2 separate regions of the Homo sapiens genome follow, and region 1 is linked to region 2. Evidence: chromatin contacts called from ENCODE Hi-C or POLR2A ChIA-PET data. All regions are on one chromosome and are shown on one strand. The core of a region is the stretch at or near the end of the contact, and the rest is flanking DNA. Distances in the headings are between cores, read along the strand shown.

Region 1 (7,272 bases), core at 4,649-7,148, 430 kb before region 2:
TCCAACTCCTGGACTAAAGCGGTCATCCCACCTGGGCCTCCCAAAGTGCTGGAATAACAGGCTTGAGCCACCGTGCCCAGCCATATGATAAAATTCTTATACTACATTGTATAAATGAGAGTTTTTGCATTCTGGCTGCTATTTTACGTATCAGGGGACTAAAACGATATTGTTTATTAACTTTTATTTCTTTATTTTTGTGTGTTTTTTTTTTTTTTGAGATGGAGTCTTGCACTGTTGTCCAGGCTAGAGTGCAGTGGTGCGATCTTGGCTCACTGTAACCTCTGCCTCCCGGGTTCAAGTGATTCTCCTGCCTCAGCCTCCCAAGTAGCTGGGATTACAGGCATGTGTCACCATGCCCAGCTAATTTTTGTGTTTTTAGTAGAGACGGGGGTCTCACCGTGTTGACCAGGCTGGTCTCGAACTCCTGACCTCAAGTGATGCATCTGCCTTGGCCTCCCAAAGTGCTGGGATGACAGGCGTGAGCCACTGCGCCCAGCCGATCTTTATTTTTATTTTTTTAGAGACAGCCTGTTGTCCAGGCTGGAGTATAGTGACACCATCGTAGCTCACTGCAGCCTCGAACTCTTGGGCTCAGGCAATCCTCTTGCCTCAGCCTCCTGAGTAGCTGGAACTACAGACAAGTGCCACCATGTCTGGCTAATTTTTAATTTTTTTTGTTGTGACAAGGTTTCATGTTGTTGCCTAGGGTCAAGCAGTCCTCCTGCTTTGGCCTCCTAAAGTGCTGGCATTATAGTTATCAGCCACTGCGCCGGGCCTTAACTTTTAGATTATTTATTTTCTTTCTTCTTTTTTTTGAGACTGAGTCTCACTCTGTCACCCAGGCTGGAGTGCAGTGGCACGATCTCAGCTCACTGCAACCTCCGCCTCCTGAGTTCCAGCAATTCTCCTGCCTCAGCCTCCTGAGTAGCTGGGATTACAGGCACACGCCACTACGCCTGGCTAATTTTTGTATTTTTAGTAGAGATGGGGTTTCACCATGTTGGTCAGGCTGGTCTCGAACTCCTGACCTTGTGATCTGCCCGCCTCGGCCTCCTAAAGTGCTGGGATTAAGCTGTGAGCCACTGCACCCGGCCAGATTATTTATTTTCTTTAGTGGTTCATAACTAATAGTATGATGCTTTTTTATAAGATCGTGCACCTGAAAGCCTCTAGCCTGTCAGTAATAGGTGCTTCTAAATGTTGGTTTTCTTCCTTTCTTTGAACTCCAAAGCAGTTGGGCATTGTCATATTCTCTAGGCACTGATGGCTGACCTGTTCACTGGAGAATTTAAATATGACAAGTTGTCAGTGTTAGTCCTTGCCATTAGACCTATTCTCCGTACTTCCTGAATTTGCACACAAGGCAACCAAATTTCAGTTTGAGCTAAACTTAAGTTTATGCTTCTACAGCCTTTCTCATTGTTTTATATACTTGGCTGGAATTAAAACCCATACAATAAGTAGAACTTGTGTATAGCCCTAGACTTAATGTCCTGGTTTAAGACCAGAGTGGAGTTCAGTCTTTTAAAAATGTAGAACTTGTTGGCTGGGTGCAGTGGCTCACGCCTGTAATCCCAGCACTTTGGGAGGCCAAGGTGGGCGGATCACGAGGTCAAGAGATCGAGACCATCCTGGCCAACATGGTGAAACCCCGTCTCTACTAAAAATACAAAAATTAGCTAGGCGTGGTGACATGCACCTGTAGTCCCAGCTTCTTGGGAAGCTGAGGCAGGAGAGTCACTTGAACCCGGGAGGCGGAGGTTGCAGTGAGCTGAGATCGCGCTGCTACACTCCATCCTGCCAACAAAACGAGACTCTGTCTCAAAACAAAAAAAAAAAAGGAAACACAAAGCAGTCCATTAAGGATATGTCCCAACCTAAAAATTATTCCACCCATTTTGCAGATGAGAAAGAGCCCATCAGAGATTACTGAATCACCTAAGGCCACAAGTAGAGATGAGATGTGGGCATTATTGGGAAATCAGTAGTTCCTACTAGGAATACACTCTTTTCTCCTCTCCTCTCCCCTCCTCTCCTCTCCTCTCCTCTCCTCTCCTCTCCTCTCCCCTCCCCTCCCCTCCCCTCCCCTCCCCTCCCCTCCCCCCCCCTCTCCCTTCCCCTCCCCTCCCCTCCCCTCTCCCCTCCCCTCCCGTCCCCTCCCCTCCCCTCCCCTCCCCTCTCCTCCCCTCCCCTCTCCTCCCCTCTCCTCCCCTCCCCTCTCCTCCCCTCCCCTCTCCTTTTCCTCTCTTCTCTTTTCTTATCTTTTCTTTTCTTTCTTTGATGGAGTTTCACTCTTGTCGCCCAGGCTGGAATGCAATGGCGCCATCTGGGTTCACTGCAACCTCCGCCTCCCAGGTTCAAGTGATGCTCCTGCCTCAGCCTCCTGAGTAGCTGGGATTACAGGTGTTTGCCACCATGCTCTGCTAATTTTTTTTGTATTTTTAGTAGAGGTGGGATTTCACCCTGTTGGCTGGGCTGGTCTCGAATTCCTGAGCTCAGGTAATCCACCCGCCTCAGCCTCCCAAAGTGCTGGCATTACAAACATGAGCCACTGTACCCAGCCTCCTTTGTTTCTTTTTAAATGTGAGGTATCAAAGCCCAACCAACCCTTCTCCACTGCCTCAATAATTAAGAGCACAGAAACAGATGTCCTGAGTTTGAATATGAACCATGACATCTTTAGCTATTTTCTCTTTGATATGAATTCCCATACCTATAAGAATAGTGTTTACCTCAAGGGATTTTATGAGAATTATTTTAGGTTTAATTTTATTGATGAGGCCTTTACAAGAAAAGAAACTCTTTTGTATTTGGCTGATGTTTCGGTTCAGTTTAGAATTCAGCAGAATTTTCTTTAATTTTGTAAAGTCAATACGTATTAGTGTTAAGCTTGGTACGTGTATTACCTCATATGATATAGTTTAGGACTTACATAACAGTATACTGCATTTATATAAGTGTGAAGCAGCTTACATGATCAGATTATTAATTGAGAGTTCAACATTAATTGTCAAATAGGAAAAAGTCATCGAAAATATCAAAATATATTTAAAAAGTTTAACCCACCTCTAATATTACATATTAAAAGATATTTATGGTTTTATATATAATAAAATGTGCGTTGCTAGTCTGTCTTGGTATTATATCAGTTTATATGTTTTGCTGTTTTTATTTCACATTACTAGTTTTTAGGTAGCGTTATCTGGCTTATTTTAACAATGTGAAATAACTGTCAGGTTTGAATGACAACTCTTAATGGGCTTGTCCTGCAGATTCCAAGATTCACCTTTTTGCATTTAACTGTAATGTAGTACTATGTGCTTTGACATTTTCTTTTTATTGAAAGAAATATCTACTTTGAATAACATGATATGTTTTAAAAATGATTTTCATACTACTGTTAAGTTAAATTGGCCATATAAATTAAGCTCAAGCTTGCATTTTAAAAGGAATAAACACATTCACAGCCATTGGCTCTAATAATGAGAGCAAAACCATGCTGACTCTGGTGATGCGTGTTTGCAAGCTAGTCGTGCACACAGTCGTACATTCTCTGACCCTTTGTGTGGTGGTGAATCTGTTTAGCTAGGAGAGTAAACTGGTAAGGTTTTTCATTTTTTAAAAATTTATTTATTTATTTATTTGTTTTGAGACAGGGTCTCACTCTGTCACCAGGGCTAGAGAGCAATGGCTCCCGATCACAGCTTAGCTCAACTGCAGCCTCAACTTGCCTCCCACTTCAGCCTCCCTGGGTAGCTGGGACTACAGGCATGCACCACCACACCTGGGCTTTTTTGTAGTTTTTGTAGAGGTGGTGTTTCACCATGTTGCCCAGGCCAGTCTTGAACTCCTAGGCTCAAGCAATCTGTCTGCCTTGGCTTCCCAAAGTGCTAGGATTACAGGCATGAGCCACTGAGCCCAGCCAGTTTTTTATTAACAGAAAGTATCAAGTACGTCAAGATTATATTTAATGTGGCCATTGAGGAGAATACTACATACATGTTCCTCTAGAACAGTTTTCTTACTTTGTGACAGTTGAACGTATTCAGCAACAAGTCTGTGTATTGATTTACATTATAAAATAAGCCATTTATTCATAGAAGTAAAATCTCCCATGGACTCAAGTAAAAATGTATGAGAAAGTAAATAAATAGCCTCTGGCACGTGACCTCCTGGGAATATATTGAAGTGCTCCCACCGTCTCCTCCTCCACTCTCAGTCTTGCCTTATCACCCTCAAGGAGTAGGATTTCTTTGTACCTTTGTGATCTCCAGTAGTTCCTGGAACATATCTTTCTGCTGTATGTAAGGAATTTATAATGTTCAGTAAAGCAGAATAATTTGATCATACTTTGCCAATAGGTGCTCCCATCTTCATGTAGTATTCTAGTCTGAGAAGTCCATGGCTGTAAGACTTTGGTTCATGTAAGAAGAATTCAAGGTCATTTATGAGTGCTTTGTAGTTGAAGTTCCATGTTTCCAAATTTACTTGTAAGTAAACTTAGTATATCGAAAGGAGTCTTTAACAGGGATAGAATTGTTTTAGAAGTATAAAAGTAAGAATTATAAGTAGAAACAAAAAATAAAAAATTGGGAGAGGGTCTTATGACTCAGTTTTGACTGTATGAGTTTGGTTGTCTCTCTTGCATGGTGGTAAAAACAGATTAACAAAAGAACAGGTATGGATGGTTGGAGGCAGGTCGTTAATATCCATAGCCAGTCTGGGCTGTGGAATCTTAGAGCTTTTCTGCTCATCTCTTCCTAATGGCTGTATAAGTGCCAGACCAGTCTGAGCTTCACTTTTGACCTGTCTCCAGGACTGGGAACCTCTCAGAAGGTTGACCTGGTTTGGATGATCCTAAAAGAGACAGTTTTCAAGTGGAATTAAAATAGACAGAATTCATGGCCAGGTGCCGTCACTGACACTTGTAATCCCAGCACTTTGGGAGGCTGAGACAGTGGATTACTTGAGCCCAGGAGTTTGAGACCAGCCTGGGCAACATGGCGAAACCCCACCTCTACCAAAAATTCAAAACTTAGCCAGTCTCATAACCCAGTCTCTAAATAAATAAATAAACAGATGAAAAAAATAGACTGAGAATTCGGTAACTAAGGAGTTGGATAACCCAAGATATTTAGATAAATCTTATTTACGTGTTTTTAAAAATAGCTGTCACTTGTCTTGGTTAGTTATATTTCCTTAAAACTTGGTGGTTATTACTTTTTATGAAAGAATCATTAGTATTTACTTTAAATGTAGTCAGATATTTATATGAGTAAATATTTCCACTAACTTCTTTTAGAAATTTAAATTTTAAAAGAAATAATTTAGTTTTTTTGTTATGTAGGTAGGGAAACTTACCAATTTCCCCAGTCTTTTGTGAATTCTATGGCCTTTTAGGCAAAACAAGAATATATACCCAGAGACACCATTTATACCAAGGCACTCCACTACACAAACTCTTCTGCACCTTGTTTTTCACATAATTATCTTAGAGAACTTTCCATGTCAACATATGTAGATTTACTTCATTCTTTTTAAGGGCTCAATAGCACATGTTGGAATGGGGAAACTATTAATTATTTGACAACATAACTACTTAAATCATTTAAAAAATATTTTAAGAAAAGGCATTTGAAAATCTGGCATCTTATATTGAAATCTTTGGATCTTTGTCAGTATCATAGTACTTCATCTAAATAATTTTCTTAGTTTATCCATTGGGCAAATAACTGGAGTACGCAGACAGCAGCTATCTCACTTTTTTGATTATTCTAAACAGGGAAAAGGTTAAAAATAAGAGTGTTACCTTAATATAGCACCATTAGGTGGTGCTGAGCCCTTCTATGCATGGAGGAGCGTTAATACAAACGAGCATCACTTCTTTGAATCAGAGGATGGGATGCGTGTTGTCTGATGGATCTGGGGGAGTTTGAGAGGAGGAGAACACAGCACATGGGAGTCAGTGAGGGTGGCTCATGCACATTTCCTGTTCAGTCCTTGACTGAGTCACAAGTGATACAGACTGGCAAGTGTGTGATGACTGCCGACTCCTGTTTAGCCGAAACAACAGAGTGCTTTAATAGTATTTTAGAGCTGCTTTTTTTGTAATTACATTTTCAGTCTTTGTGCACATAAAGTATGCATTAAAGTGAATTCTCACAATTAAGGAGAAGGATGAAAACTGAACAGTCAAGTTCTTTTGATAGTTTTACTCATTGGCTGAGCTGTTTTCAGTCTTTCAGATTTCCTTTTCTTTATGCAAACTTAGTGAGATAAAGTGAGCACGCTTGCTGAACTGAACGGGGTCACACTTAATTCCTTCAGGTTGGGTCCAGAGCAGCCATATGACTGACTGATGTAAGTTTCAGAAATAACTCAAGTAATTTCTAAATATGAGTTTGATTTAGTTTCTTTAATGCCGTCAAGTCATTTGCACCTACCCCACTTTTGCATTACTGAGCAAAGGACTTTTTCTCTTTCCTTTAGAGGAAGGAGAGACCAGGAATCCTGATCATTTATAAAAACTGGGTTAGCCACATAATTAAGGTAATAAGGATGATACTGTCTTGGAAACATTGGATTCAACCTTCATCACAAGATGTGGCCTTCTTGAATATATATATTTAAAAAAAGTTAAGTAGTTTTAATTCTAGACTTACACCCTTAGGGAGAATCTTAACACAAGTCCTTTTGTTGGCCTGCCTTCTGTTCCTCCCTCACACTACCCTCCTTTTCCCTCCCTCAACCCCCTGATTCCATCCTCTTCCTCTTAGAGACTTCTGGAACATATTATTTTACCTGGCTTTTCCACTACTTCTCACATTGCTCTAAAATGTATCCTTTTGCAACACCAAATTCCTCGTGACTGCCACTGCGTCATCTCTCTGGTCATCTATAAATGGATGCTTTTACAAAGCAGCCTGCTCTCCTTTCTCTAATGAGAATATAAAACATCTCCTTTCCCTTTTTTATTCTTTCTTTCAGTTGCAGCTTTGATGATAATCCTTTACCAGCATCTTCCAAGATGTCTTCAGATCCCCTTCCCTCCCCTCCCCCCTCCCCCCTCCCCCTCCCCTCCCCTCCCCTCTCCCCTCCCCCTCCCCCTCCCCCTCCCCTCTCCCCTCCCCTCTCCCCCTCCCCTCTCCCCCTCCCCTCTCCCCCTCCCCTCTCCCCCTCCCCTCTCCCCCTCCCCTCTCCCCCTCCCCTCTCCCCCCTCTCCTATCCTTTCCCATTGAGTGGACACATTTTTGTCTTTCTTTTGGGTAG
Region 2 (7,717 bases), core at 5,170-7,669:
TCTGCTCCCATTCGAGGTGTGGGGAAAGAAACAGCTTAGAATAGACATGTGAATTTCCAAATTGTTCTTGAAGGTATAAAGTCTGGTATTGTTTTTTATTTTATTTTTTGAGACAGGGTCTTACAGAACAATTATTTACATATTTCTAGCCTCCCAGGCTACAGTGCAGTTGCACAATCCCAGGCTCAAGTGATCCTCCCACCTCAGCCTCCCAAGTTCCCAAGTAGCTGAGACTACAGGCACGTACCACCACAGCTGGCTTTTTTTTTTTTTTGTAAAGGTGGGGTCTTGCTATGTTACTCAGGCTGGTCTCAAACTCCTGGGCTCAAGTGAGGTATTATTTTTTACACTGGAGTAAGTTTATCCTGTTTTCCTCTTATTAAAATGAATTTGATATAAAATGATACACAGAAAAAAAAAGTCAGGTTGAAGACTGATTATGTGTACTTCATGGTAAACAGTGAAAAGCCCCTGTGGTAAGTATTCATTTTAGAAAAAGGCCTCAAAACTCTAATCCCCTCTACTCAAGTGGGTAATATTAGAATGTCTTCAACCAAAAGCCACACAAACACACTCAGTTTATAAAGTACAAACAGAGCTGCTATTATACAATGCGCTTAACATGAACCAGTCTCTCTCTCTCTCTCTGGCATAATGGCCACTGAGATACAGTCAGGCCTCTGTAACCCTGGGTTCCACATTTGTGGTTTCAAACAACTGCAGATCAAAAAGATTTGGGGGAAAAAACGGTTGCTTGTGCCTGTACTGAACATATACACCATTTTTTTCTTGGTATTATTCCCTAAACAATACAGAACAATTATTTACATAGCAATTACATTGTATTAAGTATTATAGACCCAGTGCAGTTGCTCACACCTGTAATCCCAGCACTTTGGGAGGCTGAGGCAGCCCAGAAATTTGAGACCAGCCTGGGCGACATAGTGAGACATTGTCTCTACAAAAAATTTAAGAATTAGCCATGTGTGATGGCCACACTCCTGTAGTCCCAACTACTCAGGAGGCTAAGGTGGGAGGATCCCTTGAGCCCAGGAAGTCAAAGCTGCAGCGAACCATGATTGCACCACTACGCTCCAGGCTGGATGACAAAGCGAGACCCTGTCTAGAAGAAAAAGAGGGGGATTATAATTGATATAACTAATCTAGAGGTGATTTTAAGTACATGGGACGATGTACATAAGTTAAATGCAAATACTACACCATTTTATAGGGACTTAAGCATCATCCCAGGATTTTGGTATGCATGTGAGTGAGGTCCTGGAACCAATCCCCTACAGACACCAAACCATACTTTGCATGCCCTAGTAATAATCTCAAAATTGGAGACATCCTATTTAACTTACAAAACCACAATTTCGGGCCAGGCGCGGTGGCTCACACCCATAATGCCAGCACTTTGGGAGGCAGAGGCAGGTGGATCATTTGAGGTCAGGAGTTCAAGACCAGCCTTGCCAACATGGCAAAACCCCATCTCTACTAAAAATACAATAATTAGCCAGGCAGTAGTGGCACGTGCCTGTAATCCCAGCTACTTGGGAGGCTGAGGCAGGAGAATCGCTTGAGCCTGGGAGGCAGAGGTTGCGGTGAGCTGAGATCACACCACTGCTCTCCAGCCTGGGTGACATAGTGAGACCCTGTCTCAAAAAAAAAAAAAGACAACCACAACTTCAACTCAACACCAAGTTTGCTGTTTCTCACCTGAGCTGGACTTTTAAGTGTTTTGTAGTTGAATGAAAAACCTGACATTGAGACCATCTTAAGATAAAGAAAAAAGAAAAAGAGAAAGTGGAGAAAATGTTAGGAAGCAAGAAGAGGAGGGGGGAGGAAGATGTAAGGAGGAAGAGTACAGCTGATAATGAAACCAGCTGCCTGGGTGTCAAAAACGATAACAGTTGGGAGAAATGTGGCCAGGCTGTCAAGGAGTACTTATCTTTTAAACAAAAATATCACACATCAACCAGAGACATCAGAATTAGAAGGGGCTGGTACCCATTAAATACAACTCTTCACCTTCTCCCATCAGCACTCTTGAGGCTTAACCAGCTTCCAAATCTCCCTGAATGCTCACAAGTCAGGGTCACTAAAGTCTTACTTCCAGTGACTATAGCTTCGTCTTTGTTCTTCCCAACTCTGTGTGAGCTTCCTCTAAACTTCCTCCTAACCAGAAGTTTACAGCAGTGTGTTTCCTTTTGGGGGACAAACCTGGCCTCCTGATCTGACACCTCTATCATGGAACACAATGCCAAGCTCTGTGAACAATTTCAAAGACCCCTTTCTATTGGAATAAGAAAATTCCCTATTAGACTGGCCATGGTGGCTCACATCTGTAATCCCTTAGCACTTTGGGAGGCTGAGGCGGGAGGATTGCGTGAGCCCAAAAGCTTGAGACCAGCCTGGGCAACATAGCAAGAAACCCAGTCTCCATTAAAAAAAAAAAAAAATTACTTTTTTCCAAAAAAAAAAAAAAAAAAATCCCCTATTAAACCAGCCTATACCTACTTCTTGCCTCAGAAAATATGTTTTGTCCTCACACTTAAGTAGCTTTTCTCTGGCAAATATGAAGAATTTTCATTAGATTACATTCAACCCATTTTTCCTAATGATGGATATTGGCTCCCAAATGATGTAGATTGACCTTAACAACTTTAAGTAAATATTGTCCTCCAAGTTTCTTTTCCTAAAAGCAAAGAAAAATTAAGACAATATATACTACAAGATTCTCCAGCCTTTAACAAGCCTCTTTCTGCTCTTTGAAACCTGGTAAAGTTTTAATAATTAACTTGTAGCTTTCTTCTTTCATTTCCTAGGAGTTTTAACAGCTATCAGCTTAGTAGAGATGAGACCAAAACAAACACAAACCTGACACAAAATGACTTATCGGCAATAAGCACCAAAACAAGACTAAAAACCCTAATTTGTTCCTTATGCCAAAAAATATAAATTACTTTAACCTGAAATTAAAAGTGGAAGAGAAGTTAGGCCATTTTGATCATTGCTGGCCAATTGTTTTATATTCCATTATGATTTCATTAAAATATACCTTATTATATACATGTCATTTTATTGTATCTAGAATATTCCTGATGATGCCTTGAAGGCTCTTCTTTGTGTCTCAAGGGGCCAATTAATGTAAATTGCTCCATAAATATTTGTTAAATTATAAAAAGAATAAATGGCAAGGCTGGGCGCAGTGGCTCATGCCTGTAATCCCAGCACTTTGGGAGGCCAAGGCAGGAAGATTGCTTGAACCTAGGAGTTCAAGACCAGCCTGGGCAATATAGTGAGAACTCAACTCTACAAAAAAATTAAAAATTAGCTGAGCATGGTGGCGCAAGCCTGTAGTCCCAGCAACTCAGGAGGCTCTAGTGGGAGGATCGCTTAAGCCTGGAATGTGGAGGTTGCAGTGAACCAAGACTGAACCACTGCACTCCAGCCTGGGCAAGAGAGCGAGACCCTGTCTCAAAAATATAAAAATAAAGAATAAATGGCAGCAAGTAAGTGAGACATGGTCTGCATCTTCTAATTCATTATATTCCGCTCATTCAAATGCCCCTACCTTTTTTCCCAGAATGTTTTACTCAAACTACAGAGCCTCAGAGAGATGATAATAATGACAATATTAGGGCAGCAGACTTCCCTTTCTGCCTCAAACACACTCAGTTCTTTAAAGGTGTCATTCCCATGCCTCTCAGGGAAAAACAGATTACAAAGACATTGTCCTTCACTCTTACCAGGCCAACTTCCAACTTTAAATCCTAAAGAAGTATTAAACTGGTTGGGCACGGTGGCTGGCACCCAGGGGCTCAAGACAACCTGGGCAACCTAGTAAGACTCCATCTCCACAAAAAAATTTTTAAAAATTAGGGGTGGTGGCATGCACTTGTACTCCCAGCTACTAGGGAGGCTGTGGCAGGAGAATCACTTGAGCCTGGGAGGTCAACCCTGCAGTGAGCTGTGATCATGCCACTGCACTCCAACCTGGGTTACAGAGCCAGACCTTGTCTTGTGGGGGGTGGGAGGGGAAGTCTTGAACTCTCTTATTCCAAAACTAAACAACTAAACTTATACCAACTGCACTTCAACTAAATTTGGCCAGCATGCAGCTGAAGTAAGCAATGTTTTTTTTCATAAACTTAAAGTTTCTCATTTTCTGACTAGTTCCTAATAATGCTATGTGTATAAATAGCCGCTTCTTTGAAGGGAAGAATTAGAAGACAAAGCAGTCTTCCACTGGTGTATCCCAGATAGCACCACGAGAATATGAGAAGGCTTTTTAAGGCCATAGGAAGGGCAGATATCTGTCAGCAGACATTTGTACGTATGTGCATGGTGAGGAGGCAGAGAATAAAGATGTCTTTGATTCAACAACACTCACCCAAATTCTTAGCAATGAAAGTCAAACAAGAAAGATCTGGCAGGGCGCGGTGGCTCACACCACCCCAGCACTTCGGAAGGCCGATACAGGTGGATCACTTGAGGTCAGGAGTTCCAGACCAGCCTGGCCAACATGGTGAAACCCCGTCACTACTAAAAATACAAAAAAAATTCGCCAGGCATCAAGAGGCTGAGGCAGGAGAATCGCTTGAACCCGGGAGGCAGAGGTTGCAGTGAGCCGAGATCGCGCTATTACATTCCAGCCTGGGCAACAAGAGCGAAACTCCGTATCAAAAAACGAAAGAAAGAAAGAAAAAGATCCTACTTTGTAGATATAATTCTCTAACCTTCACTGAGTCATAACTGAACCAAAGCTGCCTACTAGCTTTGTAGAGTAATCCAAGGGACCACTGCTGATTTCCTAACATTAGAGTAAGATTAGATTCATAAGAAGCTTCCCCATTCCTTAACAAGAAGTGCTGCCAGGCTACCCAGAAATTCCCCTCCCGAGTCCCACTGCCATTCCGGAAACATGAGAAACCAAGTATGCTGCAATCATGGCCTTTTTAGTACTGGCTCCAAAATAAACTGAGTAGGCCAAGCAAGACTGTCAATGAAATACTGTCCAATGAAAAAATAAACAGCCGAAGGTTTCAGGTTTCATTTACCCAACACAGGTATCACAATAAATGACCTAGTATAATGATAGTTTCCAACCGTATTTAATAAAACAAACACGCAGCAGAAATCCTCTAGTCACATATAACTACACTATACCCTCAGATCAAAGTTAATGATGTCAATGGAAAGTATAGGCCGGCGGGTTCACTGGTGATAAGTCATGAGACTCTGAGCAAAGAATAAGTAATAAGGTTAGAATTCTTTAGAAGTGTTAAGGGGAAAGAAGGTAACAACAACAAAAACTCCTCCACATCAAGAGTTCTAAGTACTTTGTTGTTTATTAACTAATTTCATACCAACAACCCTGTAAGACTGATATTATCAATCCCCATTTTAAGTACGTGGAACAAAAGAAGAAAGAGGCAAACAACATGCTCAAAGATTTACAAAGCCAAGAAATCATGCGAACTGGTGGGGCTTCGGGTTCCAGAAGTCAGTGTAAACATAGCTTCTCCATTTTTCACCAACAGTCACTAAAATTGAGGCCAGCAAGTTTTTAGAAGCCTATCTCCCCTTGCAAACTCTCCTTCCATATAATTTTTGCTTTTGCAAGAGATGTCACATTTAAGCGGTAGCTTTAAAAGTGGGGACACATGAAACGCACAGCTGGGAGAGCCATCCAGCCCACTTACATATGTGCAATATCCCCCTGTAGAAAAACCCTGCTCATTGGAGCCTGGAATCCAGAGGGTCCCTGAGAGCTACACAAACAGCCTTAAAACCAATCTACCCACAATTACTGAGCCGCGTATGCAGGCTATTCACACAGAAGGCGCTCCCTGAAGTCGGTTAGGTTATAATGAGTCTTTTGTTGAAGCGGGGCGGCGGGAGGCCCCGGAGAGCAGCCCGGCCCCCTGCGGCGCCGACGAAGAGGCCACGAAAGACCTTGCCCTGTGCCCGTCGGCCTCTTTCGAGGCGTCGAAGCAGGTCAGCGCACCCCGACACAGGCCGGGCGCGCCATCCGGTGCAGCTGGGAGCTGGGCCATGTGTCCTAGGCCGCGGCGGGGAAGGGGCGAGACCCCCGCGACCTCCGGCGTTCCCTCCCTGCCCCCATCTTTGGGTCTTTCTCTGAATGGCGCGACTCCATCAGTCCTGGACTCTGGGCCTGAGGCCCTCCCTGGCCACACCTCCCCTCACAGCCCCGCACGGCGAGCCGGTGTCGCATCCTAGCCCCGGAGCCTGACCCCCGACACAGGCCCTCGAGCCGCCCCGCGCCCCTCCCTGCCAGCGAGCGGAATGCCGTGACCCCTGACCTTGCCTTCCCCTCACCTTACCAGCTCCGCAACCACCTGACACGCCGCCCCCGCGCCCAGGGCTCCATATTCCGGGAGCCAGCGCCACGCTGGCTAACGCCCTCCCCTCCCCGCGATTGGTCGACAGGACGGCAGCCGCACATCCCTATTGGCTGGAGTCCCTGCAGCGGCCGGGATGCGTGGCCCGCAGACCAGGGACCTAGGCTCCGCCCACGCGGAGTCTGGATGCGGCGGCCCCTGGGGCACGCGGCGGCCCCTGGGGCACCCGGCGGGAGCTGCATGCTGCCTAGTTGCTGCTTGCGTTGGCCAGACCCACACAGCCCCTGGACTGGGGAGCTCCAGTCCGCTAGCAGTCTGGGGACAGATAAGATTCCTGCCCTAGTTCGCCGTGGCGCCACGTTAGGTACTGACAATCAAGCTACGAGGTATAGCTCTATCCTGTAAAGGGTAGCCAGGCCAGGCGCGGAGGCTCACACTTGTAATGCCCAGCACTTTGGGAGACCGAGGCGGGAGGATCACTTGAGTCCAGGAGTTCGATACCAGCCTGGGCAACATAGTGAGACCCGGTCTCTACAAAAAATTTTAAAATTAGCCAAGCAAAGGCCGGGCGCGGTGGCTCACGCCTGTACTCCCAGCACTTTGGAGGGCCCAGGCGGGCGAATCACCTGAGATCGGGAGTTTGAGACCAGCCTGACCAACATGGAGAAACCCCGTCTTTACTAAAAATACAAAATTAGCCGGGCGTGGTGGCGCATGCCTGTAATCCCAGCTACTCGGGAGGCTGAGGCAAGAGAATCGCTTGAACCCGGGAGGCGGAGGTGCAGTGAGCCGAGATCGCGCCATTGCACTCCAGCCTTGGAAACAAGAGCGAAAACTCCGTCTAAAAAAAAAAAAAAATTAGCCAGGCATCACGGCGCCCGCCTGTGGTCCCAGCTACTCGGGGGCTGAGGTGGGAGAATCACTTGGGCCTGGGAGGTGGAGGCTGCGGTGAGACAAGATCGTGCCACTGCACTCCAGCCTGGGTGGCAGAGCAAAACCCTGTCTCAAAAAAAAAGGATAGCCACCTGGAAGGAACATTTCCTCGCGCCCCCAGAGCCACATCATAGTATCTGCTGCCCCACCAAGAGCACCCCACACCTGGGAGGAACCGAGAAACATCAGCTAGTGCAGCCAGTTTGACCGCCTTAGGTGTCCTCCCAAGCCTCCGTAGTGAATTGTTTTCCTCCTCGCCCAGCTGACTCGATTCTCCCCAGACTTCATCCTACCTACCCAAAAGCAATCCCACTCTATCGCCAGTTTCAGCCTCACACCGTATCTTTTGCTCTGAAGATGAGACTGCCAAACTGGTGAAGAGGGAATAAATGGCCTAACAAATTACCGTAATTTTC

The links. Hi-C counts contacts between places; a loop is a spot of excess contacts on that map. ChIA-PET counts read pairs that join two places held with the same protein, here RNA polymerase II (POLR2A). Pooled maps may share reads with other maps.
Region 1: a loop to region 2 is called in a pooled map, with 2.4 times the contacts of the local background. The contact joins the enhancer-like site here to the promoter of SLC11A2 in region 2. A Hi-C loop is called at or near these places in 1 of 50 pooled maps. POLR2A ChIA-PET finds 5 or more read pairs at or near these places in 3 of 52 experiments (H1, activated B cell and activated CD4-positive, alpha-beta T cell).

Annotation. Positions count from the first base shown.
Region 1 is chr12:50,591,678-50,598,949 of GRCh38, forward strand. All of the region lies in intron 1 of DIP2B (disco interacting protein 2 homolog B), which reads left to right. Among named protein-coding and RNA genes, the nearest start is that of DIP2B, 90 kb to the left of the region's middle. Within about 2 kb of position 5,899, at least 13 of the 41 ENCODE cell types and tissues checked have a DNase peak (open chromatin) inside an H3K27ac peak, as active enhancers do.
Region 2 is chr12:51,019,965-51,027,681 of GRCh38, forward strand. SLC11A2 (solute carrier family 11 member 2) reads right to left here and starts at 6,420. Exons shown (of 16, transcript NM_000617.3): 1 at 6,346-6,420. RefSeq lists enhancers at 5,380-5,993, 5,994-6,605 and silencers at 6,011-6,070, 6,081-6,800.